Regions from separate parts of the Homo sapiens genome. Here region 2 is linked to region 1. Evidence: read pairs that join two places in POLR2A ChIA-PET (ENCODE). Cell type or tissue: MCF 10A. All regions are shown on one strand. Links, peaks and the distances in the headings refer to the core of each region. The heading gives the core; the rest is flanking DNA.

Evidence for each region. Peaks named below come from ENCODE experiments on the same cell type or tissue, not always from the same donor. Only the 100,000 strongest peaks of a DNase experiment are listed, where the experiment ranks them.
Region 2: POLR2A ChIA-PET joins it to region 1 with 6 read pairs; 5 of 35 experiments call an interaction of 5 or more read pairs at or near these places.

Annotation. Positions count from the first base shown.
Region 1 is chr18:70,573,882-70,589,398 of GRCh38, forward strand. No RefSeq gene overlaps it. Among named protein-coding and RNA genes, the nearest start is that of GTSCR1, 69 kb to the right of the region's middle. In MCF 10A, for the core only: no CTCF peak of the experiment used is centred there; no DNase peak of the experiment used is centred there.
Region 2 is chr18:70,629,098-70,644,614 of GRCh38, forward strand. It overlaps GTSCR1 (Gilles de la Tourette syndrome chromosome region, candidate 1), which reads right to left. Exons shown (of 3, transcript NR_160904.1): 2 at 13,448-13,626; 3 at 1,422-1,592. Among named protein-coding and RNA genes, the nearest start is that of GTSCR1, 14 kb to the right of the region's middle. In MCF 10A, for the core only: no CTCF peak of the experiment used is centred there; DNase peaks (open chromatin) are centred at 5,854 and 8,124.

The sequences.
Region 1 (15,517 bases), core at 4,260-9,259:
TACTATGTGCCATTTATTAACTTCTCACTGGGTACTGAACAGCTCATTTGTGGCAGGTCAAAATGGACACCTTTCATCTTATATATACATAGTTCTAAAACTTTTTCTTTTTATCAGTGAACAGTTTTTACTAACTTTACTTGGAACCTCACGCCCAGTACACAAAATCAATGCAAGTGGGTTAACGTAAGGCTGATGATAGTCGATAAGCACCCATGGGCTCACACCATTATATAGAGGAGGTATTCATTCTGACCGGGGAGTACCTATGGGAACCAATTGCTAAATGCTTTGACTGGCACCTGTGAAGTTCTTTGGGTAAAGTAAGACAGGGAGGTTTCTGAAGTTTAACCACACTGATTTCCTTTTTCCATGCCTCCTCCTTGAGGAGGTTGTTGTAGTCAGTTCAGAACCTGAGTGCTTGATGAAACACAGTTGTCCAGTTACTATTCTAAGCTGTATTTTTCAATTAAAGTTTACTTTTAGAACAACTTAGGGTGGACTGATCTTTCTTTGTATAATTGGGAATGAATTCTTAGTTTTTGTCAGGAGAATGATTATATTTATCTAAAAAAGCAGGAATCAAATATTTCCTGTATGGCTTTGTAATATTCAATAGAGGGAATTTGGGAAATCAAACAGACACTCCCTCTGGGGTTTGTGAAATGGCTTGGGGACTCATTTAATTTTAGAGTAGCTGGCTTTAAGGGACCTTAAGCAATCTAGCTACTTGGGACTAGGAAATTGTTTACTTATTATTTTCATTATCGGCATCACACTATTTAAAGAGTACTGTCAGATACGTCTCAAAAGAAGACATTAATGTGGCCACAAACATATGAAAAAAAGCTCAATATCACTGATCATTGGAGAAATGCAAATCAAAACCACAATAAGCTACCATCTCATGCCATTCAAAATAACGATTATTAAAAAGTCAAGAAACAACAGATGCTGGTGAGGTTGTGGAGAAATAGGATTGCTTTTACACTGTTGGTTAGAGTGTAAATTAGTTCAACTATTGTGGAAGACAATGTGGCAATTCCTCAAAGATTTAGAGGCAGAAATACTTTCTGACCCAGCAATCCCATTACTGTGTACACAAAGGAATATAAGTAATTATATTATAAAGATACATGTACATGTATGTTCATTGCAGCAATATTCACAATAACAAAGACTTGGAATCAACCCAAATGCCCATCAATGATAGACTGGATAAAGAAAATGTGGTACACATATACCATGGAATACTATGCAGCCATGAAAAAGAATGAGATCATGTCCTTTGCAGGGACATGGATGGAGCTGAGAGCCATTATACTCAGCAAACTAATGCAGGAACAGAAAACCAAACATCACATGTTCTCACTTACAAGAGGGAGCTGATTGATTAGAACACATGAACACATGGGGGAGAACAACACACACTCAGGCCTGTAGGGAGGATGGGGGGAGGCAGAGCATCAGGAAGAATAGCTAAGGGATGCTGGACTTAATACCTAGGTGATGGGTTGATCTGTGCAGCAAAACACCATGGCACACATTTACCTAAGGAACAAACCTGTACATCCTTCACATGTACCCTGGAACTTAAAAGGTGAGGAAGAAAGAAAATCCTTTGGAGATCAGTGATGCGTATGTGGCTATTCATTATATCAAATACTCTTCTGTCTACACCTGTATGTTTGAATTTTTTTTTTTTTTTTGAGATGGTATCTCACTCTGTTGCCAGGCTGGCGTGCAGTGGCGTGATCTTGGCTCACTGCAATGTCTGCCTCCTGGGTTCAAGCCATTCTCCTGCCTCAGCCTCCCGAGTAGCTGGGGTTACAGGCGTGCACCACCACACCCAGCTAGTTTTTGTGTTTTTAGTAGAGGTGGGGTTTCACCATGTTGGCCAGGATGGTCTCGAACTCCTGACATCACGATCTACCCACCCTGGCCTCCCAAAGTGCTGGAATTACTGGTGTGAGCCACCGCGCCCAATGGAAATTTTTCATAATAAAAAAACGTAAAGATAAATAAAGAGTAGTGTCAGAAGGAATAGGAAAAAATCGAGGCAGAAGAATTCAGAACATGATACTACCTTTGTTGGGGGTGGGTGGCGCAGGGGGAAAGCTGTCCAGTTACTGGTTATTTCACAACTTTGTAATTAGTGCATTTTATAAAATTTAGCTAGAAGTAGAAGAGCTGATTCATCGTAAGAATGATCATTGATCGGTGACCTTTCATCATTTCCTCCAACTGAGCTCCAACAGTAACATATTTTTAAAAAGGGATTTTCCAATATTTGTGACAGAAAGGTAATGATCAAGCTAAAATCTGGAGAGAATAATCACTTCTGAATGTAATGGAAAGTTCATGTCCCTGAAACTTTCCTTTGGCCTTTATCAAGCAATTGTTACCCCCATCAATATCCTGTCACTGTTAATTAGAAACTGTTTGTGCCACAGCTGATTTGTCACTCTGCAAAACTCCTATGGAGAGATGCAGGGCAGTCAATGCCATGGCTCAAAAGAGAACAAAAGTCCGTTTTCAAAGGAGCCAAACACACTAAGTGGTGACCCAAGCTCTGCTCCTTCCATTATTGCTGTTAAGCCGGAAGCTAATTAAAAATCTCTGCTGGCACAAATGTGTGTTTGGTGTTCTAAAATATGTCATCTCTAAAAGACCGACTGATCGAAACTGCCGAAACAAGCTTTTGACTCTATTCTGTCTTCATGTGTTCATTGATTCTGACCTTAAAAATTCCAAAGTTCTTTCCTTACTAGACCCAAATACTGTTTAAGAAATTTACTATTTGCCTGGAAATGTTTCTGATCATATGGACAAAGCCACGAATGTGATTATTTCGAGTTTCATTAATGACTAAAGAAAAATGGAAATAATCACCATGACTCATTCGGATATCTAATTATCTATTTTTAAATCCCATTTTTGTGGAGTCTCAGCAGAAAACTCTTTAATAGTTTTATCTTTTGAGGACGAACTGGACAGCCATAAATGAAGTGATGATGACCAGATATTTTACAGTTTGATTTAATTATATATGATGGTGGCAGAGATGGGGAAGTTAACAAAATATATATTAAAATACAAAGTTACTTTAAAAAGTACAACACTGATATAAAAATCACAAATATGTGGCAAGTAAATTATAAGAAGTAATTTAATGAATTAATTGCCATTTCCATATTTTTTCTTGCAATGGCGTGGTCAATTCTGAGGCAAACATACAAGAATTATGTTAGCTCATACAGTGTAAACTTGTATAGTTCACAACTTGTATAGATCACAAGTGAAAACCGATATAGTTTATTGCAGCAGCAATAAAACAATTATAGTAGGTAATTATATTTGGAGATCCCTAGTATTACATAGGACACCCCTGCTCCATATAAAGTTGCTTTAAAAACTTGTTAGTGTAGCTCCCATGGAGGGCTACGTGAGCAATTTGACAACACAGGAGTGGGGAAGCAGTGTCTGAGGGCATTTGGAAGACGGTAAGTGAGTTCTAATTATAGAATGACAAGAAAATGACTCTGCAGGCTAATTTTAAAGATGCATATGACTAATATGTAGGAGCTTGGGAAAAAATCAGGCTCTACCTTTCTATCTTATTTGCAAGAAATAAGAAGTAAATGAGGGAGGCAACAAAACCATATTCATACTGATTAAACTTATGTGAGGATTAGAAATGCCTCTTCCTGAAAGAACTAAGCCCCAATAAGTGCTGTGTTGCAAAAGGGAGCTGGGAGAATTTGTCTGTGTGTACATGGAGGGTACACCACTCTGCAGTGGAGTTGTGGAAGCGCACATTACACTTTCCCACAAGGCTGGGGACCACGAGGCAACAGGCCATGGTGGACTTCTCACGTTGTGAATAGTTTCTATCGTATTATCTCTAAGGTTATTTCATGTGAAGAGAAGAGGAACCGAATTAAACAATTAGGATGTAATTGTTTTGATTGATAAAAATTATTGCATATAAACGCCGCTGTTTTTATCTTGTGTAGCTAAAGCCAATATCCTGTGTTCTGCTTCATAGTCGAGACCTCAGAAATAGTAATGAGATGACTGAACACACAGCACCATTGTACTAGATGAGACGTAAGTGTATGCCATCCTCATCACCTATGCTTGTCACTGTTTGCAAATTTCCCATAATGTCTCTTCATCTGTCCTTCCTCTATGGGGGGGTTGCCTTACTATTAGCTTTTTCAGTATCATAATTGGATTTTTGGACAGGTTAACTTTATTAGGTTGTATTTCTGATGTTGAACTTTAGCTTTCAAACTTTCTTCAAGAAATACAGAAGTTACTAGAAAATCTGTGTAAATTTGTAAATTATTGGGTATTTTTATCCATATATGTTTTTATTGGTGACTGTGCTTATTATTTTATTAAGAAAATAAATGCAGTCAGAAGAGAATTTCCACTGTTTCTCATCATCACATTTATCCACCCGCCAGCAGTGGTACCATGCTCTTTGCCTTCCATCCTTTAACCGTGGCTGTACTCTCTCTGCTTCTATCTCTGCCACTGCACCCTGGTCTGATTCCCTTCACCCCGGAACAACAGTCCAGCAACTCCCTTTCTCTCTTACAACTCTTTGCTGGCTTCTCACCTCCTTCAGAGTAAAGGTGATATCTATACAGTGGCATTTTAGGCCCTATATCACAAGCCTGCCCCGATATTCTGTGACCTCATCCCTTAATACTCAACCCCTTCTTTGCTGTGCTCTAGGGACACCACCTCCCTGACCCCAGGCCTGCACCGTTTCAGGATGCGTGCATTTGCAGCGCCCCCTGTCGGGACTGATTGCCTCCTGGATAGCTCCACAGCTTTCTCTGCCATCTTCGCCAGTCTGCTCAAATGTCACTTTCTCTCACTGTGGCCTACTTCATTTCCTCCTATTGAAAATTGGCACTTCCTCCTACTACATAAAACTTTGGGTTCTCCCCTTTCCCCTTGCATGTTCAATATTAACTGTGTAGATATTATTATCATCTATTATGTTAGGCATTTCCCTTATTTTGTTTCTTGTGTTCCAACCTCCATCCCTCTATCCCTGGCACCCAGGTAGATACACTCCCTAGAGTATGAGCCTCTGCTGGCAGGGGTCTGTCTGTTCTGTTCGTGGCTGTATCACCAGCGCCCGTGACAGCATCCAACACATGAAAGACACTCAATAAACATTGAGTAAATATCAATAAATGGATTCAGTGAATTACACATTATAAAAGATATCTGCTTTCCCCAAATGTATATTTTGCATATGGTACACATTTTACGATTGTGTTGCACAGCTATAGATAACTCATAACTCATTTCTCCTCCATTTGTTCCTCTTCTTTTAAATTTTAAGGTCGGGGTACATGTGCAGGATGTACAGGTTTGTTACACAGGTAAATAGGTGTCATGGAGGTTTTTGTATAGATGATTTGATTTGTTGTACAGATTATTTCATCACCCGGGTATTAAGCCTAGTATCCATTAGTTATTTTTCTTGATCTTCTCCTTCCTCCCACCTTCCACCTCTGCTAGGCCGCAGCGTGTGTTGTTCCTCTCTATGGTCCATGTGTTCTCATCGTTTAACTCCCACTTAGAAGTGAGAACATACAGTATTAGGCTTTCTGTACCTGTGTTAGTTTGCTAAGGATATCCTGATTTGTCTTTAAAAGGCAGAATTCTAAACTCTTTAGGTAGAACAAAGGGAAAGACCTTCATATTTACTATATATTTGTTTTACATATTTATTATTTAGTATATATTTACAATTTACAAACATTGCATTTTCTTGAAATATTTCTTTTAATTTTTTAATTGTGCTAAGAAGGCTTAATATGAGATCTGCTCTCTCAGCTGGTTTTTGAGTGCACAATGCTGTATTGTTAACTACAGGCACAATGTTGCACAGGTCTCTAGAACTTATTGAAATATTTCTTAAGCGTTTTAGACTTTTTAAATTCAAAGTACAAATTCCTGAAAAAGCAACCACCATAAAAACACAACACAAATAAAAGAGACAAAGCAGCAGTTGAAGAGAGCTTAGTTAGTAATTCTGAGCAATTAATGAGCTGAATTAATGCTACTTTGTACCCAAATTACTCCCTGCTAGCATCTTGGTGCTGAGGGAGGCACATCAACTTTCTCAAGCTGCCTTGGCTACTTTTTTCTACAATACAGTAGGAACACTTCCAGAGAATAGCAGAGAGTAGAACTATTTATCTAAGCTACTCAGGTAAACTCAACCCAACCAGCTTTCCATGTGGCTCACGTCTTTCACCAGTGTGCTGGAGTTAATATAACCAAGATGCTGCTGCTACCCAAACACTCAAAAAAATGGCAGCAGCAATAAAACCAAATACAGTGATGGGCTCTTTCCTTTTCACCTGTATAGTAGGTTTAGAAAATATATCTTTGATTTTAAGACATGAACAACTTCAGGTAATATAAGAGCAAACATTTCTGTGGTTGCTATCACATGTCAAGTATTGACCTAAGGCTTTAAAATTTTGATTCCCCCAACAACCCAGTGTGTGTTTGCAGAGGGCTGCTATTATTCCCATTTTACAGAAGAAGCAAACAGGCACAGAGGGGTTAAGAGATTTGCTCTTATTCCTTCATCTATTAAGTGGAGGAGGTGAGATTTGAACTGGAGCATTCTGGCCCTGGCCCCCATGCTCTCATCCTCTACAGTACATTGCCTTTGAAGGGAAATTGCCTTCCTCTCTTTTCTCTGGCAGTGCCCTCTGCCTTTGTGCTATTCACACCTTCTGGTGAAGTATCCCTTTGAGCTTATCTCTCACAAATTGGGCCTGATGGTCTTGATCATTCTCTCTCCCCCATGTCTACATTTTTTACACTTGTCTTTTTATTTATGAATCTGGTTCTCAGCCATTACAAAAGAAAACACCAGCTAATGTGTTAGGAAATAATACTTATTCTCTTAACCCCAGGGAAGTAGGTATTTAACAGGAGCTTTCTCAGATGATGCCTTAATTCCAAGGAGAGGCTTTGATGATTAAATATTAAATTGTGAGAACAGGACATCTGTGTCTATGTAATTTCAATGTACATTTAAGTTGATATTTAGAACACCCTGCCCTAAATAACAAGAATCAGCTTGCACAGTCCAATTAATTTTCTTAGTCACTTTTATTGTTTTGTGTCATCTTTGTTGTGGATATATAGTTTCAGTGGGCGTATCTTTTCAGATTACTCAATAATATGATTTTGATGATTGTGAATTTTGAAATCTTGGAGAAAACTTGTCAATGTTACTATTACATGACAATGTATAACAAGATTCAATATGCTTGAAAAAAATGTTTGCTTTTCTTTTTTACTGAATTGGGAAATTTAGGAACTAAATTTAACCTTTTAGTTTGGTACCCTAAAATATACTGTACATATTGAAAGAAAAACAGGCTGGGCACGGTGGCTCACGCCTGTAATCCTAGCACTTTGGGAGACCAGTGTGGGCAGATCATGAGGTCAAGAGATCTAGACCATCCTGGCCAACATGGTGAAACCCTGTCTCTACTAAAAAAATGAAAATTAGCTTGGCATGGTGGCGCTTGCCTGTAATCCCAGCTACTCGGGAGGCTGAGGCAGTAGAATCACTTGAACCAGGGAGGCAGAGGTTGCAGTGAGCCGAGATCATGCCACTGCACTTCAGCCTGGCGACAGAGCAAGACACTGTCTCAAAATAAAATAAAATAAAATAAATAGAAAATAAATGAAAAATAATAGGTGTTTCTTCAGATCTAATGCATTGGTATGGAGAAGAAAAACTACAGAATTTTCTGGAATGAGCTCATTTTGCCATTGCAATAGGTAGAACTCCTGGGGGCAGCAAGAAACTACTAAGTTCTCAAATTTGAAAAAATACAAAACTCTCTCTACTAGGCCACCAGGCAGGTACTCAATTACCTGGTGTGGTCTCTCTGTGGTGTTTTTTCTGTAGCTCTGCAATCTCCCAATGAGGTGGTTAACACAGAAAATTCAAAAAGAGGCACAGATCTTCATGCTAAAATTGTATTAATTTTCAATGGGTTTTTGGATAAAACTGCTCTCTACTTTAAGTGTGCTGTTAGGTGAATGTCAAAATAAATTAGAATTTTGATTCTATCAAGCACATGGATATAGTCACCCTCTTGCGACAATAAAGGAACATTTACAAACTGGAAATTGCTCTCCGTTGTTCTACCTGACCTTTTGAAGGCTCTGTTGTAATAATATGTTAAATTACAAAAACTGTGATCCTAAGTAAAAACTATAGATTTTCGCATGGATTCATCTGAACTGTAATTGATTGTCTAACATGGAAACCATGCTATGTGAATTATTTGGCACAGTGCTAATATTGGCTAATTTAGAATGTAATAATCAACATGGATCCTTTCAACTGCACTTACGAACTTATCCACAGTAGGTAAGAATATAGGACTCCCCACAGGGCAGAAATCACCTGGTTCCTGGAAGATATGTAGTCCAAGTTTTTAATTATATTCGGCTGGAGTTCTTTTTAATTTTATCTTAGTAAAAAGAAATGAATTTTAATGTGACAAAAATGATGCTTAAGTTGTAAAGGAAGCACATTAAACGGAGTTTATAATACTTCCCACTGCGATGAGTTTTAACATTTAAAATGAGAAAAAGGCAATTCTTTACATTCAAAATTTGATCAATCCAGATGATAGCCAGAATAAAAATTAATTACCATCTTGATAGGATAAGCTTATCTTTCAGATATATACTACACTCACCTATTCATACAGACTTTGAAGTCTCCAGAATAATTTATTTTCTGGAGTCCTAGAAAAACAAGATGCAAACTTCCTGCCCCAAGTCATAGAAAGAGACTCATTACTTCCCCATGTCTTCCCCATAGAGCCAATATCGATGTTTCCTTTTCCAATAGCAGTGGCCAGAAAAAAAATGACCTACTCTCATAGTGATAGTTTATACATAGATAATTATAATATGCATCTTCAGAAACACACATGTATTTTATGTTTATGGCACATGAAGTATATTAATAACAGGAATTGGCTTGCTAACACATTTGAAAAAATAAACCATTTTTAAATAGCTCTTTGCTGAAGTATAATTGGGTTTTCATAAAAATGAGAAACTTTGCTTTTTAGTGTAAAAACAGTGTTTACCAGCATGAATATGGTCACTGCAAAGGGTATAGACTAGAAAGGATAACTTTTTATTGAAGCTTTACTATTGCCTTTGAAGCTTGTCACAAGGGGAGGTGGATTGGTGCTGACAAGTACTTACACATGGCCTGCTACTGATAGCAAGACTGTGAATTTGGGGGGTGTGGTTTCTCAGAAGCCACGGGGTTAGGGATAGTTTTAGAAAGTTCTGGTACAACTTTTCCCTCATACTTTAGAATACTGAATTTAAAACTTCAGCATGCATTAGAATACTTGGAGGGCTGGTTAATATATGGACTACCGGACCCCAACCCCAGAGTTTCTGCTTCAGTTAGTCTAGGGTACAGTCTGAGAAATTATTTTTTCTAAGAAGTACCCATGTGATTTTGCCTGGGGACTTGACTTTGAGAGCCACTTTTTTTTTTTTTTTTTTTTTTTTTTTTTTAAGTATCACTGGGTAAGTCCTATGCCCCAAACCTGAAGCATGGTACTCAGACCAGGAAGAGAAGTGGCTGCTCAGGAAAAGAGAATTACTTTTAGTGCTTATGATTTGTTAATTCAGAATCATGGCAATAGACAGACCAGCCAAACATGCATGTAGCCTATTTCTTTATCTAAATCCATGAGTGATATAGTTTGCATGTTGTCCCCTCTAAATCTCATGTAGAGGTGGGGCCTGGTGGGAGGTGATTTAATCATGGGGACGTATTTCTCATGAATGGTTTGGTGCCATCCTCTTGGTGCTGTCCTTTTGATAGTGAGTTCTCATGAGATCTGGCTGTTTAAGAGTGTAGCATCTTTCCCCTCTCTCTCTCGCTCCCACTCTTGCCATGTGAGATGTTGGTTTCCCCTTTGCCTTCTGCTATGATTGTAAGCTTCCTGAAGCCTCACCAGAAGCTGAGCAGATGCCCAGCACTATGCTTCCTGTACAGCCCACAGAAATATGAGCCAACTAAACCTCTTTTCTTTATAAATTACCCAGTCTTGGGTATTTCTTTATAACAAGGCAAAAAAAGACTAACAAAATGAGTGTAACTGCTTCTGTATGTATGCTCATATATTCATGGATGTCAACAATATGGCAGAATAGGAGATTACTACCAACATTCCCTGCAGAAGCATTGATTTTGATAACTACCCATAGATGAGAGTACTTTGTGGGAGTTCAGGAGACCAGTGGAAAAGTTTCAGCACACTGTTGAACCAAAAGGGTAGAAAGAACAATTTCACTTTAACCACGTCACCTCTCCCCTAAGGTGGCATAGCTCAGTGACAAGTAAGGCCCACAGTTTTTCCCATGGAGAACAGTGAGACTGCAGTGAGCGAGCACCCAGCTCTCTGAGCTATGTGAGATTCTGCCCAACAGGCCTACTTGCCCACTTCTTTCTCACCTCATTCAGATTACTGAGATGATTAGCATGGCTGAGTGGTTTGAGAGAGAATGGGTACAGAAAAGATAGGATGTGAACCCTGCTAACCCCTCTACAGACTCCATCAGGAGGTCAGTTGATGAGCTGCTTGGGACACCCTTGCCTGCAGAAAACCCCAACTGGACCATGGGCAACCCAAATTCTTTGGACAACTCACTCTGCCCCCACCAGTCACTGAGTGCACCTTTGAGGACTGAGAGTTCAAGTGTCTCACAAAGATAGCTTCCTCAACTCTGTAGGACAGGGAGAAGGCACACAAACTTGAGCATTATAGAACACAACCTTAGGGAAAACAGGGGGCTCTCATCATCTGACCTGGTTTTGTGGGGTTTGGAGAAGACAAGATTTCTCCTCAAGAGGGAACAAGAGGTGTGGATTGTGTACATTCATAGAAAAGGTTTAAGACAGTTTAAGAATTCCTAACTGAGCTGACTGGTGAAAGTATTCACTTTCCAAAACCAGTCAGTAAACACTAGAGAAAGTGACTGCCTCTTCAGATGCAAAGAGAGCAACACAAGACTTTAAAGAACATGAAAAATCAAAGAAACATGACACCACCAAAGAATACAATAATGATCTAGTATACAAATCCAAGGATATGCAGATTTATGAATCGCCTGAGAATTCAAAATGATCATTTTAAGGAAGCTCAGCAAGTTACAAGAGAAAACAGACAAATGAATAAAGTCAGAATAAACAGTACATGAACAAAATGAGAAGTTCTATATAGAGACAGAAATCGTAAAAAAGAATCATATAGAAATTCTGCAGCTGAAGGATACAATGAAAATGAAAAAAGCAGTAGAGAGAATCAACAGTGGACTTGATTGAGCAGAAGAAAAAGTCTGTGAACTTGAAGACAGGTCATTTGAAATTATCCAGTCAGAGAACATGGATGAAGCTGAAAGCCATTATCCTCAGCAAACTAATGCAGGAACAGAAAACCAAACACCACATGTTCTCACTCATAAGTGGGAACTGAACAATGAGAACACGTGGGCACAGGGAATGGAGGAACAACACACACTAGAGCCTGTCAGAGGAGGGTGATGGGGGAGAGCATTAGGGAAAAGAACTAATGCATGCTGCGTTTAAAACCTAGGTGATGGGTTGATAGGTACAGCAAACCACCATGACACACGTTTACCTAGGTAGCAAACCTGCACATCCTGTGCATGTACCCCAGAACTTAGAAATTATCCAGTCAATGTAGAAAAAAGAAAAAGAATGAAAAAGAATGGAGGAAGCTTATGGAATTTATGGAACTCCATCAAAAGAACTAACAATCACATTGTGGACATGCCAGAGAAGAGAGAAAGTGAAAGGGGCAGAAAGCTTATTTTTAAAAAATAAATGGCTGAAAACTTCCCAAATCTGAGAAAATATATGGCTCTCAAGTACATGAAGCTCAAAATCCCCCGAACAAATTAAACCCAAAGGAGATATTGCTGACACACATTATATCAAACTGTCAAAAATCAGAGGCAAAGAATTTTGAAAGCAGCAAGAGAAAAGAGGCTTGACACATACAAGGGAACCTTCATGACGCTCTCCGTGAATTTCTCAGTGGAAACTTTGCAGGCCAGGAGAAAATAAAATGATATATTCAAAGTGCTGAAAGCAAAAAACTGCCACCCAGGAATACCTGGCAAAGCTGTCCTTCAGAAAGAAAGGAGTAATCAGGACTTTCTCAGAAAAACAAAAAGGCTGAGAGAGCTCACCACTAGAACTGCCTTGCAAGAAATGCTAAAGGGGGTTCTCCACATTGAAATGAAAGGACACTAACTTATAACATGAAAACGTGAAAGTATAAAACTCAGTGGTAAAGATAAGCACACAGTCAACTTCAAAATACTCTAATGCTGTAATGGTGATATGTAAATCACTTATAATTTATGAATTGATACAGAATTTAGAAAGATGTATACTCTGACATCAAAAACAAAATGTGGAGGGGGGACTAAAAGTATAAAGGTTTTGTATGTAATTGAAATTGGGTTGTTATAACCTTGAAATAGACCTTTATACCTCTAAGATGTTTCATATAACCTCATAGAAACCACAAAGCAAAAACCTCTAGAATATATAGGAAAGATAAAGATACCATAGCATGCCACTAAAAAATCATTAAATCACAAAAGAAGGCAGCAAAAAGAATAAAAAAGAACAGAGAATTTACAAAGCAGTCAGAAAACAATGAACAAAATGGGAATAGTAAGTCCTTACCTATCAATAATTACTTTAGATACAAATGGATTAAATACTCCATTCAAAAGGTGTAGAGTGGCCAAATGAGTAAAAGAAACAAGAGACTCACATCAACTCCAAGGCACATGTAGGCTGAAATTAAAGAAATAGAGAAAAATCCCTGACCTGATGCCTTTGCTGGTGAAGTCTACCAAACATTTAAAGATGAATTAATACCAGTCATTTCCAAACTCTTCTAAAAAATTAAGGAGGAGAGAACACTTTCAAACTCATTTTATGAGGTCAGCATTATTCTGGTACCAAAGGCAGAGAAGGACACTACAAGAAAAACAAAAATAAAAACAGAAACAAAAACTACAGGCCAATATTCCTGATGAATATAGATGCAAAAGCACTCAACAGAGCATAAGCAAGCTGAATTGAATAGTATATTAAAAGGATCATATGCTATAATCACATGAAATTTATACCACTTCTTTATTTTTGATGTTGCCCATGCTTTTGGTGTCATTTCCAAAAAATTATTGCCAAAATCATTGTCATGGAGCTTTTCACCTATACTTTCTTCTAGGAGTTTTACAGTTTCAAGTCTTACATTAAAGTATTTAATTCATTTTATATTTTTACATATGGTATGAATTAAGGACCAAATTTCCTTCCTTCCTTCCTTCCTTCCTTCCTTCCTTCCTTCCTTCCTTCCTTCCTTCCTTCCTTCCTTCCTTCCTCTCTCCCTCTCTGTCTCTCTTTCTCTCTCTCTCTCTCTCTCTCTTCCTCTCTTTCTCTCTTTCTTGCCTGTGGATATCCAACTTCCCCAGCACTATTTATTGAATAGACTATCCTTTTTTCATTATTTATGGTGCCTTTGTCAAAGATTGGTTTATCAAATATGCTTGGGCTTACTTATGGGCTGTCTATTCTGCTCTGTTGGTCTGTTCGTCTGTTATTGGGGCCAGTACCTTACTGTTTTGATTCCTATAGCATTGTAATATAATTTAAAATTAGGAAGTGTGATGATTTCAGCTTTCTTCTTGTTCGAGATTGCTTTAGATATTTGTAGTCTTTTGTGGTTCCATATAAATTTTAGGATTTTTCTTCTATTTCTATAAAAATTATGATAGGGTCCAGGCATGGTGGCTCACACCTATAATCCCAGCACTTTGAGAGGCCGAGGCAGGCAGATCACCTGAGGTCAGGAGTTCGAGACCAGCCTGGCCAACATGGTGAAACCCCGTCTCTATGAAAAATACAAAAATTAGCTGGACATGGTGGTAGGCGCCTGTAATCCTAGCTACTCGGGCGGTTGAGGCAGGAGGATTTCTTGAACCCGGGAGGTGGAGGTTGTAGTGAGCTGAGATCATGCCACTGCTCTCCAGCCTGGCAGCCTGGGGGACAAGAGCAAAACTCTGTCTCAAAAAAAAAAAAAAAAAAAAAAAAAGAAAATGCTATAGGGATTTGCATTGAATCTGTAGATTGCTTTGGGTAGTATGGAGATTTTCAACAATATTCTTACAATCCATGAACATGAGATGTTTTTCCCTTCATTTTTGTCTTAAATTTTTTTAATCAATATTTTGTAGGTTTTAGTGTACAGATCTTTCACCACCTTACTTTAATTTATTCCAAAGTATTTTATTCTTTTTAATGATATTGTAAAAGAGATTGTTTTCTTCTTCTTTCTTTGATAGTTCAATATTAGTGTATAGAAATTTAACCAATTTCTATATGTTGATTTTGTGTCCTGCAACTTTACTGAATTTGTTTATCAGTTATAACCGTTTTTGTTTTTTGGTGGTGTAAAATTTTGTATTCATGTCGTCTGCAAACAGGGACAATTTTGCTTCTTACTTTCTGATTTGGAAGCCTTTTTTTCTTGTCTACATTGTCTAAGTTTGAATATGCTGTGTTTTCATGTTTGGTTATCCTAAAATATTGAAATAATTCTCTTTAGTCTTCTCTTTGACCTGATGATTGTTCAAGAGTTTTTTAGTTTCTAGGTATTTGTAAATTTTCTAATTTTCTTGCTGCTATTGACTAATAATTTCATTATATTTTCATAGAAAAAGATACTTCACAAGATATCAATCTTCCTATCAACTTCCTTGGTAAGACTTGAATTGTGATCTAATATGTGATGTGTCCTGGAGAATATTATGTGTGTGCTTGAGAAGAATCTGTGTTTATCTGCTTTTGGGCAGGAAATTTTGCATATGTCTGTTAGGTCTATTTGGTCTGTAATATTGTTCAAGTCCACTGTTTCTTGATTGATTTTCTCTCTGGATATTCTATTCAGTGTTGAAAGCAGGATATTGAAATCTCCTACTATTGTATTTCTGTCATTTTTTCTTTTTTCAGCATTCAGTATTTGCTTTATATTGTTGGTGCTTTGATGTTTACTGAATACATACTTGCAATTGTTATATTTTCTGCTTGAGTTAACCCCTTTGACATTAGATACTTAAACTTTTTGTCCTAGAGAGAGTTTTTGACTTAAATTATACTTTATATGATACAAATATAGCTATTTCCACATTCTTTTAGCTGCCATTTGCATGAAACATCTTTTTCAATTTCTTCACATTCAGCCTATGTATGTCCTTGGGTTTCCTGTAATCAGTACATAGTTGGATTGTGATTTTGAAATCTCTTAAGTTACTCTGTATTTTTTGATTGGTGAGCTTGACCTATTTACAGTTAAAGTAATTATTA
Region 2 (15,517 bases), core at 3,791-8,790, 55 kb after region 1:
TTGCTAGCCATATGTAGAAAGCTGAAACTGGATCCCTTCCTTATACCTTATACAAAAATTAACTCAAAATGGATTAAAGACTTACATGTTAGACCTAAAACCATAAAAACCCTAGAAGAAAACCTAGGCAATACCATTCAGGATATAGGCACGGGCAAGGACTTCATGTCTAAAACACCAAAAGCAATGGCAACAAAAGCCAAAATTGACAAATGGGATCTAATTAAACTAAAGGGCTTCTGCACAGCAAAAGAAACTACCATCAGAGTGAACAGGCAACCTACAGAATGGGAGAAAATTTTTGCAATCTACTCATCTGACAAAGGGCTAATATCCAGAATCTACACAGAACTCAAACAAATTTACAAGAAAAAAACAAACAACCCCATCAAAAAGTGGGCGAAGGATATGAACAGACACTTCTCAAAAGAAGACATTTATGCAGCCAACAGACACATGAAAAAATGCTCATCATCACTGGCCATCAGAGAAATGCAAATCAAAACCACAGTGAGACATCATCTTACACCAGTTAGAATGGCGATCATTAAAAAGTCAGGAAACAACAGGTGCTGGAGAGGATGTGGAGAAATAGGAACACTTTAACACTGTTGGTGGGACTGTAAACTAGTTCAGCCATTGTGGAAGACAGTGTGGTGATTCCTCAAGGATCTAGAACTAGAAATATCACTTGACCCAGCCATCCCATTACTGGGTATCTACCCAAAGGATTATGAATCATGCTGCTATAAAGACACATGCACACGTATGTTTATTGCGGCATTATTCACGATAGCAAAGACTTGGAAGCAACCCAAATGTCCGTCAGTGATAGACTGGATCAAGCAAATGTGGCACATCTACACCATGGAATACTATGCAGCCATAAAAAAGGATGAGTTCATGTCCTTTGTAGGGACATGGATGAAGCTGGCAACCATTATTCTGAGCAAACTATCGCAAGGACAAAACACCAAACACCGCATGTTCTCACTCATAGGTGGGAATTGAACAATGAGAACACTTGGATACAGTAAGGGGAACTTCACACACTGGGGCCTGTTGTGGGGTGGGGGGAATGGGGAGAGATAGCATTAGGAGATATACCTAATGTTAAATGATGAGTTAATGGGTGCAGCACAGCAACATGTATACATATATGCAACAAACCTGCACGTCATGCACATGTACCCTAGAACTTAAAGTATAATAAAAAAAATAAAAAATAAAATAAAAATAAAAAGTATGCCTCTGTCATTGACAGGAAGACGAGCAAGGATAAATTACTTAACCTCGGGTTTTTTTCATTAGTAAAGTAGAGATATTAACGTGTGCCTAACTTCGGTTTAAACACAACACTTAAATTTGGGTCATTGCAAGAATGAAAGGAGTATGTGAAATCACTGTAGAACATTGTAGAATCCTGTGTAAAGCAGTTATTTTTATTCATTAGTCCATAATATCACTGACCATAGAGATGGTAGTGATGTCTTTCTATCCTGATTTGTCTCTCTTCACTGGTACTGATGGATGGGGCCAAGCTTGCAGTAGATGAGTTCTTCACTGTGTTTCTTACCTGGATTTTGAAGATCCTGAAATACAGAAATATTGTTTAGAAACAATAAACATTTTCTCTGGGTCTAATACTTTTTTTTTACATGAATGTACTTACATCACTGAGGGGAAGTTATTGCCAGTCCTGAACATTCTAGAAAGAAGGTCAGTAAAACTCAGTGATTAAGAAAGTTTTGAAAACCTTTCCCTATAGCCAAATTGGCTTGTCACTGCCTTCTGAAATATAAGATGTGCATGTCATTTCTGCTTTTGTTCCTAACAGTTATCATTTCTCTTTTTATTTTGTATAGAATGTCTTCCCTCTCTAGTCTTTCCTTTGTTTAGAACCCAATTAAGTGCACTTTTTCTAAAAATAGACTTTTTTGATTACTTTGGCTGTCCAGTAAACACCATTCTTAAAAAGTCTTTGGTGAATGTGTAATTTACTGATTTGTATTTTTATTTACCATAATATGTGTGTATCATTTGCCTCTTAAGGTCAATTGTGAATTCTTTGGGGGAAGGAAAATGCATTGTACTCAACTGTTAGAAAATAATACTAGAATTTTATGATGACAGGATGATTAGATGAATAAGAAGGGCTACCCTAGTAAGTACTATTTGGGAGCAAACAAAGTTAATTGGCCAGAAAGAGTTTAAAACATTTATTTAATGGAAAAAAGTTTTCAAAATCAATTTAAAGCTTGATGAATTTGAAATTAAGGAGGCAAAGTATTGACTTGGAAACCGCTGATGTATGACCAAGAGTGTTTAAAGGAAGAAGACAAAAATTTAAGTTTCATATTTAGAAAAGGAAAAATTGAGGGTAAAATTAGACCCATGAAGAGAAATCTGGTGGGTCTCTTTTAGTTGTCTTGCCTTCTATAGTCAATGCAACATAACTGTTGTATTTTTCACATAGAAAAATGAATGTAGAACCTATATCTCTTGCAAACCACATCCTGATCTTTACAAATCGATCTGCTTCCTATACCAAAATGTTCTCCTTTTTGATGGCAGCATTTGAAGTGATTGTGTGAGGTCCTGGGAAAGAAAGAAATGCACAATTGTTGCATTATTTTATTTCATATTTAAATAGGTAGTCATCTTCTTATTTTCTTACCTCTTCTAACCAAAGTCAAAATACACAGAAAGTTGAATATACAGTTTTTGAAAAGAACAGTTGCTATTAAGATTGGCAGCTTCTGTTCTGAATGTTCTTAACAGGACTAATTCTTGCTTAGCATGTTCTTAGTCTTCCAAGTTTTTCAGACAATACTAAGACAATTTGCTTTTTCATGATAGAGATAAGTGTTACATAAAAATGAAGTTATTGTTGTTGTCCATTCTCTGTTCTTTTAATATTATCTTACTGGTTTAGGTTGACTTGTGATTTTCTTTCCCAGTGGAATTTTCCATTAGATTGCATTTAGAAACAATACGGGTTCTTAGACTCCAGTCAAAAATGTTCACTGCTCATGGCCACTTGTCTTCAGGCCATAAGGAAAACACAAATTGACTGCATAGACCATGAAACAATGTTCAATCACATCGGCTTTTGTAGGCTCACAGTTTAAAGAATCCTTCTTGGCCAAATTTGATAAAATGAAAGGCTTTTTACTCATAGAATCTTCGTGGCTACTTAACTCAGCTTTAGGATGCTGCGTTGGTAACAACTCACTTGCATTTATAATTTAAATGTAGTGACATAGAAAGCAGACTTTCAAATATCTGAATGTGGTTTTACAATCAAATTCTTCATCCCCATAACCTGTGGTATGTGATCATCCTGGCCCACCTTCACCAAGAATCCTATGAAGTCAGTTTAGCCAGAATTCCCATTACATCTGATGTTTCCTCTCAGTAATTTTCCATCCACTGACCTCACCCTCCTCCTTGGCTATAAATCTCCACTTGTCCATGCTATATTTGAATTGAACCTGGTTTTCTTTCTCCTTTGCAATTGTTCCTGAATAGAATCTGTGTTCACAATTTTAACCTTAACCTCTGTCTAGTTCTGGTTTTCTTTGCCAGGCAGGATTTCTATTTCTAGGATCTCTACATAGTGTATAAACTTGAAACAATAATTGTGGGGTTTTTTTTTTGTACTTCTTTCTTTCCATCTGTGAAAAAAAAATTAATAACTTTATACCCGAATTTTCTCTGAGAATAAGTGTAATATTTACAGGGCCTGTAGTATAAGACAGAGGCATAGTAAGGAAGAGTAAAGAGAATGGTGAACAAGAATTTATATTCCAGTGGTGATTAATTTGTCATACTTGGGATGTGTCATTATTTGCTAAGTTATGTAAGTCAAATTATTTCCTATACATTTTTTTTATCTTTTGTAGTAAAATCTAAATATTTTATGGTGAGAGAAGACCAAAAACTCTAAACGCCGTGGCATTAGGGGCCCAGTTTATTTTGGTTAATTTTTGCATCCTTATAGCATCCAGCCCAGCAGCAGATAGATACAGAGCAGGTGATAAGCAAATATTTCTTTTTTTCCAAATATTTATTGATTAAGCAAGTGAATAAAAGTGAAATGAACGTTCTATTCTATAAGTAATTTTTTAAAAACCTGGCTAAACTGAACTCTTGAAAAGGAGGCTAATTCAAACACTTGGTCATTTCTACTATTGTTTTAAGTAGAAAAAGCACAAACAAGTATCTAACTGAGCACCAAAGAAAAGAGCTAACAGCTTGAACAAACTTGCAAAGGAGTTGATACTCACATGTGTGCACAGGGACATTCCTAACACCTCGTTTGACTGTTCCACACAATTTTATTTCACTGGTAACAGTTTACTGAAGAAACGGAGACAAACTTACATTAACAGAACGCTTCTCTGAGCTTGATGAAAGCATATTAACCAGACAGATAATAGCAACTTCTAGGAGCTTAGTTGCTTCCTAACTCCTGCATAATAGAGACCTAAAGGTGAAGGTGAGAGTTTTATTTAACTATGACTATCACAGCCCACTCAGGGATACAGAATGATCACTTCCTTCATTCTATCATTGCTTTAACTTAACAGATACCATCATTTTTCTGGCCAGTGAAAAATGTTTATTGTGTTCATCTTTTTATCTAGATTGGTGCTTCCCAGTAGAATTTTCGGTGCTGATAGCAATGTTCTACTGTCTCTATTATCCAACACTGTGGCCATAAGCCACGTGTGGCTTTTGAGCCTTGGAAGTGTGGCCAGTGCAACTGAGGAACTTGATTTTTAATTTAACTAATTTGAATTTAAATTAAATAGCCATATTGGCTAGTGGCTCCCATATTGGACGGGGTAGCTTCGGACTGTAGCACCAGTGTTCTGTGGTGGTATCTGGCTTTGAGCCAGATAGAGTCAGGGTTTGAACCCAGTCCTGCTATAATATTTACAAGTTATAGGAATTTTGCCACATTCCAAGGGATGACTACACACACACACACACACACACACACCTCCGTACAGCCTAAGTAGACTTACCAAGGAGTCAATGTATAAAATATGTGTCTACAATAGTTACTGATGTATATTAGGCCAACAATGATCCTCAAAGTCCCCTCACTTTCTGGATATATTATAGATAATAATTACAGTTTCTTAAGGAATTACTTTGGGCCAAACACTCTGCTGATCACCTTCCATACTTTAAGGTTAAGCAAAGTGACCAAGGCAGCAAGTGATGAAGCCTAGATTTAAGCCCAAGGCTGAATCCAAAACCTATATGTTTATATATCATATATATGGGGTAATAATACATATAGTACATAATATATAATATATATACATTATAAAATATATAATTATATTTATTAAAAATATTTTTCATATATTATAAAATATGTTTATAATATATTTTAAATATATAATACATAATTATATATAATATACATAATATGTGTGTGTATATATATGTGTGTGTGTGTATATATATATATATATATATATATATATAAAATGTATTACCCCAACTTTGCCTTTTAGCTTCCTGAGTGTGGGACGAATGGCTTATCCTTCCTCCTTGGCAGAGCACTTTGAATTTGACAGGAGCTCAACATATGTGGGTTTATCATTGGCTTATTTTGTACAGAAGGCATTGATGAATAAGAAGGAAGATAGCATGTTGGGGGTGGCAATTCACTCCCTAGAGAGTATCAGTACAACAGTGTCTCCTTTTCACTTGTTTCAGAAGCTCAAAGAACTCAAGAGCACTGTGTGATAGGCTGCTTTTACAGAGGAGTATAAGAAGATTAGAACCTAGATTTCAATGTCTCCTGCAATGATTCACAGCAACTTGGCCAGAGACCAGTATGTAGATCTTATCCAAGACAAGCCTCAGGACATATTTCGGCATATCAACTTGCAAAAAACCCATTTCTGAGTGCTAACATCATCGTGTGTTGTCTTTTGCTACATAATTTTATTCTTATTTTGTTAAAAGACAAAATATATTTTTGATTATTTTTCTTGTCACTCTTTGATTCCTGGTATAATAATAGCAGGGGCCCTGAATCACAGAATGAGGCCTAAAGACTGACAGTTGCAGCAGAATGGGGAAATTGGTTATGCTCTGTCAGAAGAAGCATCTCATGTGATGCTGGGAGGCAGGGGCATAGTTTCACGATCATCTCTGCCAAGGTAGGCAGGAAGCTCATGTGGACTGATTCTAGCCATTGGCTCCAGCTTAGCATGGGCTTCCTGTTAAGTAGGGACAGCAATATTAACACTAGACAATGCACAAAGTATGAGGATAATGTAAGACAGATAGGTCTGTTCCTTGCAGATGGTAGGTAAGTCTTTGACTCCGCACCAGGGAAGAATGAACTTGGGTTAAGAGCTCATAACAGCTGCCACTCTGGGCCCTGGTCAGCTCTTTAGGCTCAGATAGAAGCCCCCACACATGTCTAGCTGAGTAAGAACACTCTCTTTGATAAGAACAATTTTAAAAGGGGCAAATAGAACCATATTAGGGTTCTATTTTTATCTTATTTCTCAATGCCATGACACTGTTCTGAATGCTGGATGCTTTATTGACATGAGACTGAAAAGGGAGACTCTTCTGGTGCTGACAACAAGGTGTGACTCTCAGAAACTGGCCATTCCTCAGTAGGCATGTGGCCCTGCTCTCAAAGTTGCATCAGTAAGAACGGCTCAAGATCAATTTTTCTGAAAACCTAGTCATTATTTTTTGGCAGGCAGTCTCTAAATATAATTGGCTTATCACTAAAATCCTATGTAGCAGGTTAACTCATTTAGTTACTTGGGATTACATTTTGTATTCAATTTATCTTGGAGGTACACCAAGAAGTTACCTTCACTAAAATTAGATGTCCTTTGACTGCAATCTGGAAAGAAGTTTTAAATGGTTTAAATGGGCATTTTATAACACCTGCTTTAAAAATTCTCTAGTATAAAATACTTATTTATAAGCTCTATAATGCAAAACTTTGAGACCTTTGGTTTCAGTGGATCTGATATTGCTGTTGAGATACTTGACCTTTTCTGCCAACCTTTCCTTTACCTACCTGATGGACAAGTTTCAGAGCTTTCTATTAAAGCATAAATCCAAAACTTTTATTAAGGGATTAAAATCCTAGTCTTTTTGTTTGTGCACAAAATAAATCAATCTGTCTTTAATTAGTGCTGTAGATTATCTGCAAATGCTTTCCAAAGAGCTTTAACTCTTAGCTGTAGGATATCTTAGCTTAGATATCAGGTTAGAACATCTCTTCAAGATTACTTGAAGTGCATGTGACAATCTATTCTTATTTTTCTAAATTTTAGAACTCTGGAATCAAGTTAGACCACTAGAAAACCACATATTTAGAGAATCAGACAATAGTTTTGGCCTGTTTGTTTGTTTGTTTGTTTGTTTTTTGGAGACAAGAGTCTCGCTCTGCCCCCCAGCTGGAGTGTGGTAGCACCATCTTGGCTCACTGAAACTTCTGCCTCCCGAGTTCAAGCAATTCTCATGCCTCGGCCTCCCCAGTAGCTGGGATTACAGGTGCCCACCACCATGCCCAGCTAATTTTTGTATTTTTAGTAGAGATGGGATTTCACCATGTTGGCCAAGCTGGTCTCGAACTCCTGACCTCTGGTGATCCACCCTCCTCAGCCTCCCCAGTGTGCTGAGATTACAGGCATGAGCCACTGCACCCATCCTGTTTTTTTTTTTTAACTACATGTACATATTTTCTTCAGTGTTATGCATGTGACCATGTCAAGGGATGTTGTCAGAGAAATGCTATTAGGACATTTTTTTGTAGGGCCGAGGTTGTGGATTTTGTGTTCCATACACACAGTGAGACCTTCATGGGGATTCCCAGCATAAATGTAGTCCTCCCTTCTCATCTGCACTTTCACATTTTGTGGTTTCAGCTTCCCGAGGCCAACTGATGTCCAACAATATTAAGTAGAAAATTCCAGAAATAAACAATTCATACATTTTTAAATTCCCTGTTGATTTTGGGTAGTGTGGTGAAATATGCTGTCCTGCTCCATCCCACCTGGGACATGAGTCATCCTTTTGTTCAGTGTATCCTCAATGTAGATATTACCTCCCCCTGTTAGTCACTTAGTAGCTGTCTTCTTTATTGTATTGAAAAAAAATGGTGTGTAAAGAGTTCAGTGTTATCCAAAGTTTTAGTCATTCACTGAGGGACTTGGAACATATTCCCTATGGAAAATGTGTTGTGCAATTCTTTTTATGAAAGAATGCTGTGTTTCCTAATTCTTGATTCCTAAGGAAAACTAAATTTTTCCTGAACATTTTTTTTCTTTTGGCCGTTCATCTTTTTTAATTTTAATTTTTAATTTTTATGGGTACATAGTAGGTGTACATATTTATGGGATACATTATATATAATATATATAAACATTATATATATTTATTGACAAGGTCTCACTCTGTCACCCAGCTGAAGTGCAGTGGTGCTATCCTGGCTCACAGCAGGATAGTGACCTGTCAGGCTCAAGGAATCCTTCTGCCCCAGCCTCTCAAGTAGCTGGGACTACAGACACTATGCCTGGTAAATTAAAAAAAAATTATAGAGATGGGGGTCTTGCCATGTTGCCCAGACTGGTCTCAAACTCCTAGCCTCAAGTGATCCTCCTGCCTCGGCCTCCCAAAGTGCTAGGATTACAGAAGTTAGTCACCATGCTTGGCCTACATGAGATATTTTAATACAGGTATCCAACATATAATATTCATATCAAGGCAAATGGGGTATATATCACCGAAAGCATGTATCATGTCTTTGTGTTACAAACATCCCAATTATGCACATTTATTTAAAAATGTACAAAAAATTATTATTGACTATAGACCCTGTTGTGCTATCTAATACTAGATTTTAATCATTCTATCATACTTTTGTACCCATTAACCATCCCCACTTTCCTGCTCCCATCCCCATCACCCTTCCCAGCCTCTGTTAACCATTATTCTACTTTCTATCTCCACGAGTTCAATTGTTTTAATTTTTAGCTCCCACAAATGAGTGAGAACATGCAGTTTGTCTTCCTGTGCCCAACATATTTCATTTAACATAATGACCTCCAGTTCCATCTATGTGGTTGCAAATGACAGGATCTCATTTTTTTTTAATGGCTGAATCGTACTCCATTGTGTATATGTACCACATTTTCTTGATCCATTCATTCACTGATGGATACTTAGGTTGATTCCAAATGTTGGCTATTGGGAATAGTGCCGCAGTAAACATGGGAGGGCAGATATCTTTTAGATATGCTGATTTCCTTTCTTTTGGGTATGCACCTAGCAGTGAAATTGCTGGCCCATATAGTAGTTCTATTATTAGTTTTTTGAGGTACTTGTACTAATTTATATTACCATCAGCAGTCTACAAGGGTTCCCTTTTCTCTACATCCTCGCCAGCATTGGTTATTTACTGTGTTTTGAATAAAAGCCATTTTAACTGGGTTGAGATGATACCCCATTGTAGTTTTGATTTGCATTTCTCTGGTGATCAATGATGTTGAGTGCCTTTTCATATACCTGTTTTCCATTTGTATGTCTTTTGAGAAATGTGTATTCAGATATTTGGTCCATTTTTAAATTGGATTATTGAATTTTTTCCTGTTGGGTTATTTGAGCTCCTCATATATTCTGGTTATTAATTCCTTGTCAGATGAATAGTTTGCAAATATTTTTCTCCTATACTTCGGGTTGTCTCTTCACTTTGTTGATTATTTCATTTGCTACTGTAGAAGCTTTTTAACTTGATGTGATCCTATTTGTTCATTTTTGCTTTGGTTGCTTATGCTTGTGGGGTATTACTCAAGAAATCTTTGTCCAGACCAATCCTGGAGAGTTTCCCCAATGTTTTCTTGTAGTAGTTTCATAGTTTGAGGTCTTAGATTTAAGTATTTAATGGATTTTGATTTGATTTTTGTATGTGGATAGAGATAGGGATCTAGTTTCATTCTTCTGCATATGAATATCCAATTTTCCTAGCACTATTTATTGGAGAGACTCTTTCCCCAATGTATATTCTTGGCACCGTTGTCAAAAATGAGTTCATTGTAAAGGTATGGATTTCCTGCTAGGATCTCTATTTTGTTCCATTGATATATGTGTCTGTTTTTATACCAGTACCATGCTATTTTGGTTATCATAACTCTGTAGTATAATTTGAAGTCAGGTAATGTGATTTCTCCAGTGATGTTCTTTTTGCTCAGGTTGGCTTTGGCTATTCTGGGTCTTCTGGGGTTCCATATAAATTTTAAGATAGTTTTCCTATTTCTGTGAAGAATATCATTGGTATTTTGATAGGAATTGCATTTACTCTGTAGATTTTTGGGGTAGGGATAATATGGATATTTTAACAATATTGATTCTTCCAATCCATAAACATGGAATATCTTTCTATATATTTGTGTGTCCTTTTCAATCTCTTGCATTAATGTTTTATAGTTTTCATTGCAGAGATCTTTCACCTATTTGGTTAAATTTATGCCTAGGTATTTTATTTTATTTGTAGCTGTCATAAATGGGATTACTTTCTTGATTTCTTTTTCATATTGTTCACTGTTGGCACAGAGAAGTGTTACTGATTTTTGTATGTTGACTTTGTATACTGCAACTTTACTGAATTTGTGAATAAATTCTAATAGTTTTTGGTGGAGTCTTTGGGTTTTTCCAAATACAAGGTTGTATCATCTGTAAGTAAGGATAATTTGACTTCTTCCTTTCTGGTTTGGATGCACTTTATTTCTTTCTCTTGTCTGATTACTCTAGCTAGGATTTCTAGTATTATGTTGAATAACAGTGGTGAAAGTGGGCATCCTTGTCATGTTCCAGATACTAGAGAAAAAGTTTTCAGTTTTCCCCCATCCAGTATGATACTAGCTGTGGATCTGTCATATGTAACTTTTATTTTGTTGAGGTATATTTCTTCTATACACAGTTTTTTGAGGGTTTTCCACCATTAATTTTTTTAAGTCATTACTCCCCAGACTGTGTTCTGCAGTCTTTTTCTAAGCAGACTGGTAAGTGGCACATGGAAAAAGTTTCTGGCCCCTTTATATGGTAATCATCATATTAACGGCTGTGTGTGATTGAACAGTTAAGAAGAAACAAACATTAACTTTATTTAAATCCTGAATTTGCCAATATTTCTTACATCATGTGTGTGGTATGTGGGCATTTCAATTATGATCTGACAGAACAGCATTAAGCAGATACCAGTTTGTGAAATGCTGCTACAGTTTCATGATTTTCCTCTTTACTTTGTTTTGGTTGCCAAGAGGCTCAGAGAGAAATTGGCAAAATTTTAGACTTAAATTCCCCAGCCTGTGACCTGGACAAGGTAGCCATAGACATCTTGGTAAAATTTCAAATTCCACACCATCCCACCTGCTTTGTGAATTGTGGCAGAGCTGTTTCTGCTGGGTCCCTGTCCCCACGAGAATGCAGGGCATCATGATTCCTCTTTCTCAACAATCACGATAGCAGGCTTTGCTTAGTTTTTCTCATTTATCTTAACTATGTATCTCTTTCTATTCTGGGCATTTTACTGACTTATGTTTTACTTTCAGTTCAGTTCTTCCAATGACCTGCAGTGAATACAGGTCCATAGACTTATCAACCAATCTCATATTTACTTGTTTCTAAAGCTTTAATATCTAGTCTCTTCCAATGAGCCCTACTCAGTGGATTTTCAATATATACTTTATAATATCATCTTTTTATGACTTTTATTTCTATCATCTTATTTTCCTTCCTTCATCTTTTTTCTTCAAATTTCTGACTTATTTATTATCTCATTTTCTTATACATATCTCTGAAATCTGGCTCAAGTCCTTCATGTAATGAGATGATGGTATAAATAACTAATTATTTTTCATAATTAATTAAAAATAAATAGGTTGTTTCCCTTCTAATACCTGAAGGGATATAGTCAGATGGAAGTGGGGATGATGCCATGGCAGGGATATTAGTGGGAGTGTTGCCAGATCATTTTGGAGAATGGGAGGTGTTAGGTAGAGCTGGGTAAGCATGAGGCTCTTTGAGGCCCTGAGCAGCATGGAATAAAACAGTGTTTCCTGGTCTGACTGACCCTAGCAGAAATCTCAGCTTTGTGCCTGACCAGTTGTCCCGTCTGGGTCACAGCCATGCAAGAGAAACCTTGGACATGCTGGTGTTGTCGTCTCAGGATAAGGTGTCAGCTCCCTCCCAAGTGTGTGATTTGGAATCCTGATGTGCAGCAGCACGTAGGACAAAGCGCCTGCCACCACAGACTGTGCCCCTCACTGCTCTCGGCTGCACTCACAGCACTGACTCCAGCTACTCTGCAATATTTTGGGAGAAATTACTTGTGTGCTTACTTCATTGGTCAAAATTCCTTCCAATTGAAATTGAGTGACCTACAATCATCTTTTTTTGCTTCCTGGATATTCTGGAGTGGCACAATAGAGTGCATTGAGAACAAATGTTTAATTATTGAACAGGGCCCTGCCTCTGAACTGTTTGACTAAAAGAAATACCACAGACATATTTCTGACCCTGATGCCTCCAACTTTGTTTTATGCCTTGATTTGTCAACATCCATTTGTCTTTTTCAAAACCGAAGTAGAGAATTTCATAAAAATTTTATTTGTCTTGCATTGGAATGAACACACCTCATTTATTTGGTTGAAGTTGTCTCCTTTTCCCAGTTTTATTCCTCCTAACATCACTACCAATTGAATACTTCAGAAACATCTCTTTTACATAGGTTACAGCATAAAACCCTTTAATGACTCCTGTTACCTATAGGTTAAAATCTAAACACATTATTATTTTGGATTTCCAAGTCTCCAAAGTTTGGGTCCAGTTTTTATTTTTAGCCTTATTTTTGATTAGTACTCCTTTCACAAAACATTTGCTCCAATCACACTAATGTTTTCATTTGTTGCTTTAAGTTTTTGCCTTGAATGTGTTCCAATACAGGTCCTTAATGTACATAAATAATATAAATACTAGTAGAAGTAGTGAAGATAATGGTGACCACATTGAAATGTTTGAATCACGTACTTTTTTTTTTCCTGTGTTTCAACTAGTTGTCATTTGTCTTCTTTCTACACATTTCTTCACCTATCTTAACATCACGTCAGGGTCCTCTCAGTCCCCTTTTCTCTGTTATGCCTTCTGGACCTCTGTGGCTAGAAATAAACCCTCTTTCCTGAGTTACTTTGATTCTGACTGTCCAATCATTGGTGACCACATTCTGGGCAACTTCTGCAACTAGGTACCGTTTTTTGTGTGTTTAGAAAGTTCTCAGCTTTTAGGAGTGACTTATGTACATTCTTTAATGTGAATGGCACCTATTTCAAACCTTTTGTGGGATGTGTTGATTATATACAGAAAATTAAATTCTGGTATAGCTAATACATACCTGCACACGCATGCATAAATAGGAGCAATAAACCAGAGGAACAAAAACACTTCCATGCAAATGGCAGGTGGTGACTCCTCCCCTTCTGTCACTGAAGCCACTTGGAAGATTTCTGTGCTCTCTCTCCTCCCTCTTCCTCCTCTTATTTGCAGGTCTCCATTTTGATGAGTTTTTCTGATCTGACAAAGTAAAATGGGGACTGTGAACTGAGTTGCATTAATATAGTTCTAATTGAAAGTAGTCCAAGTTTGCTATTTAATTTATTGTGTAATATTTAGTTACAAAATTTTGTGTTGATGAATGTGCTTTTTTTAAAAAAAATTGTGAGATGTAAACAAAAGTTTAGAGGAGATCCATACTTAATCTTCTGCTTTTTTCCAGATGTTTTGGCTCAGTCCTGCAAGCATTATACTAATGACAAGAGTAAAATCAATGGAGATAACATAGGGATGCAAACATGAGCGCTTTAATCTATTAGACAACTTGAAAATTCACATTCAGATTGCAATGAAATGAAGAGAAATTTGCTGTCAACTAATTTAATTGTTTGGCTTATTATTTTCTCAGAAAGGATGCTATGTGATTCTTTCTGAGGTGGGCTGGGTATTTCTTGGAATGCTATGGAGGGAGACCTGGCACAGGGTGGAATGCAGACCTCCTGGGGACTGGCTGCATCAGCAAGATGCCCTCTCCCTTAGGCTGCAGCTACACCTGTGAATCATACATTTGGGAGGAATGTAGATTTTACTTGGGGATTTAACCTACTTGCAGTTTGTGGAAAATATCCAAATGGAATTATGAAAGCATTACCTAATTATAACAACACGTTTATTTTCCTTGACCGTCTTTGGTTTTGACTTGTTTGAATTTGTTTATTTAAAGAAGGCTGGTAGGTGGCAATTTTTTGTCTGCCATGTGTGGTGTGTATGCATGTGATACTGACCTAGCTAAAAATATTTGCATATGCCCACAGGCCATTGATAAAATAAGAATCAGCATAGAAATGAATCAATGTATGCTTTGCGAGGATCCCGTTTTTTTATATATACAGATAGGATGGTTGAATCAGGATGCATGATACTCCGGTGCATTTCTGAATTTTACTGCACCACCTGTAGCCTGTCTTTGTGCACGTGAAAACCCTTCAGAAGCAATGATCTCTGTATGTGATGTCCTGCACCCTGCTGAATTCATGCTGTGATGTTGTACGTTGTCTCAGGGGAGGAGAAAAACAAGAGGGTTTAGACAGAGGCTCAATTTAGCTCTGGAATATGGGGGAAAAAAGCCTACAAAAATTTGCATACAATCTCCCTTATTTTGTAATTGTGCACTCATTCAGTGCATTTTATGGAGATTACCTTAATGGGAGTGAGTGTTTGGGGTCATTGGGACTCCTGGAGCTTTTTCTTAGTTGGAGGACAACTTTTTATTACGGTTTTAATTTTTAAATTTTATTTTATTATTTTTTAAATAAAATTTTAATTTTAATTTATTATTTTATTAATCTATTAATTTTCTAATTTATTAAGGTTTTATTTTTTTCTTCTTTTTAGACTTCAATATTAGCCTGAAAGCAATTGAGAAGCCAATTCCAGAATTCTTGAGCTAACTGCCATGAATATTATGCAAAATCAATGGATAATCTCCACACTTTTTATATGTCATAACAACCGTTTTATTAACCATTGTGGAAGATTTCAATTTTCTTTGAATCTCTGAATAGGCCTATTTGAACGTTTTTTGAGGAGAAGAAAACAGATATGTAGTGTGAAATTTGGTGTAGGAAATGCTGATAATAATTAAAGAGGAGGCCGGGCATGGTGGCTCACACCTGTAATCCCAGCACTTTGGGAGGCTGAGGCAGGTGAATCGCTTGAGGTCAGGAGTTGGAGATCAGCCTGGCCAACATGGCGAAACCCCATCTCTACTAAAGATAAAAAATTAGCCAGGTGTGGTGGGGTGCATCTGTAATCCCAGATACTTGGGAGACCGAGGCAGAAGAATCACTTGAACCCAGGAGGTGGAGGTTGCAGTGAGCTGAGATTGCACCACTGCACTCCAGCCTGGGTG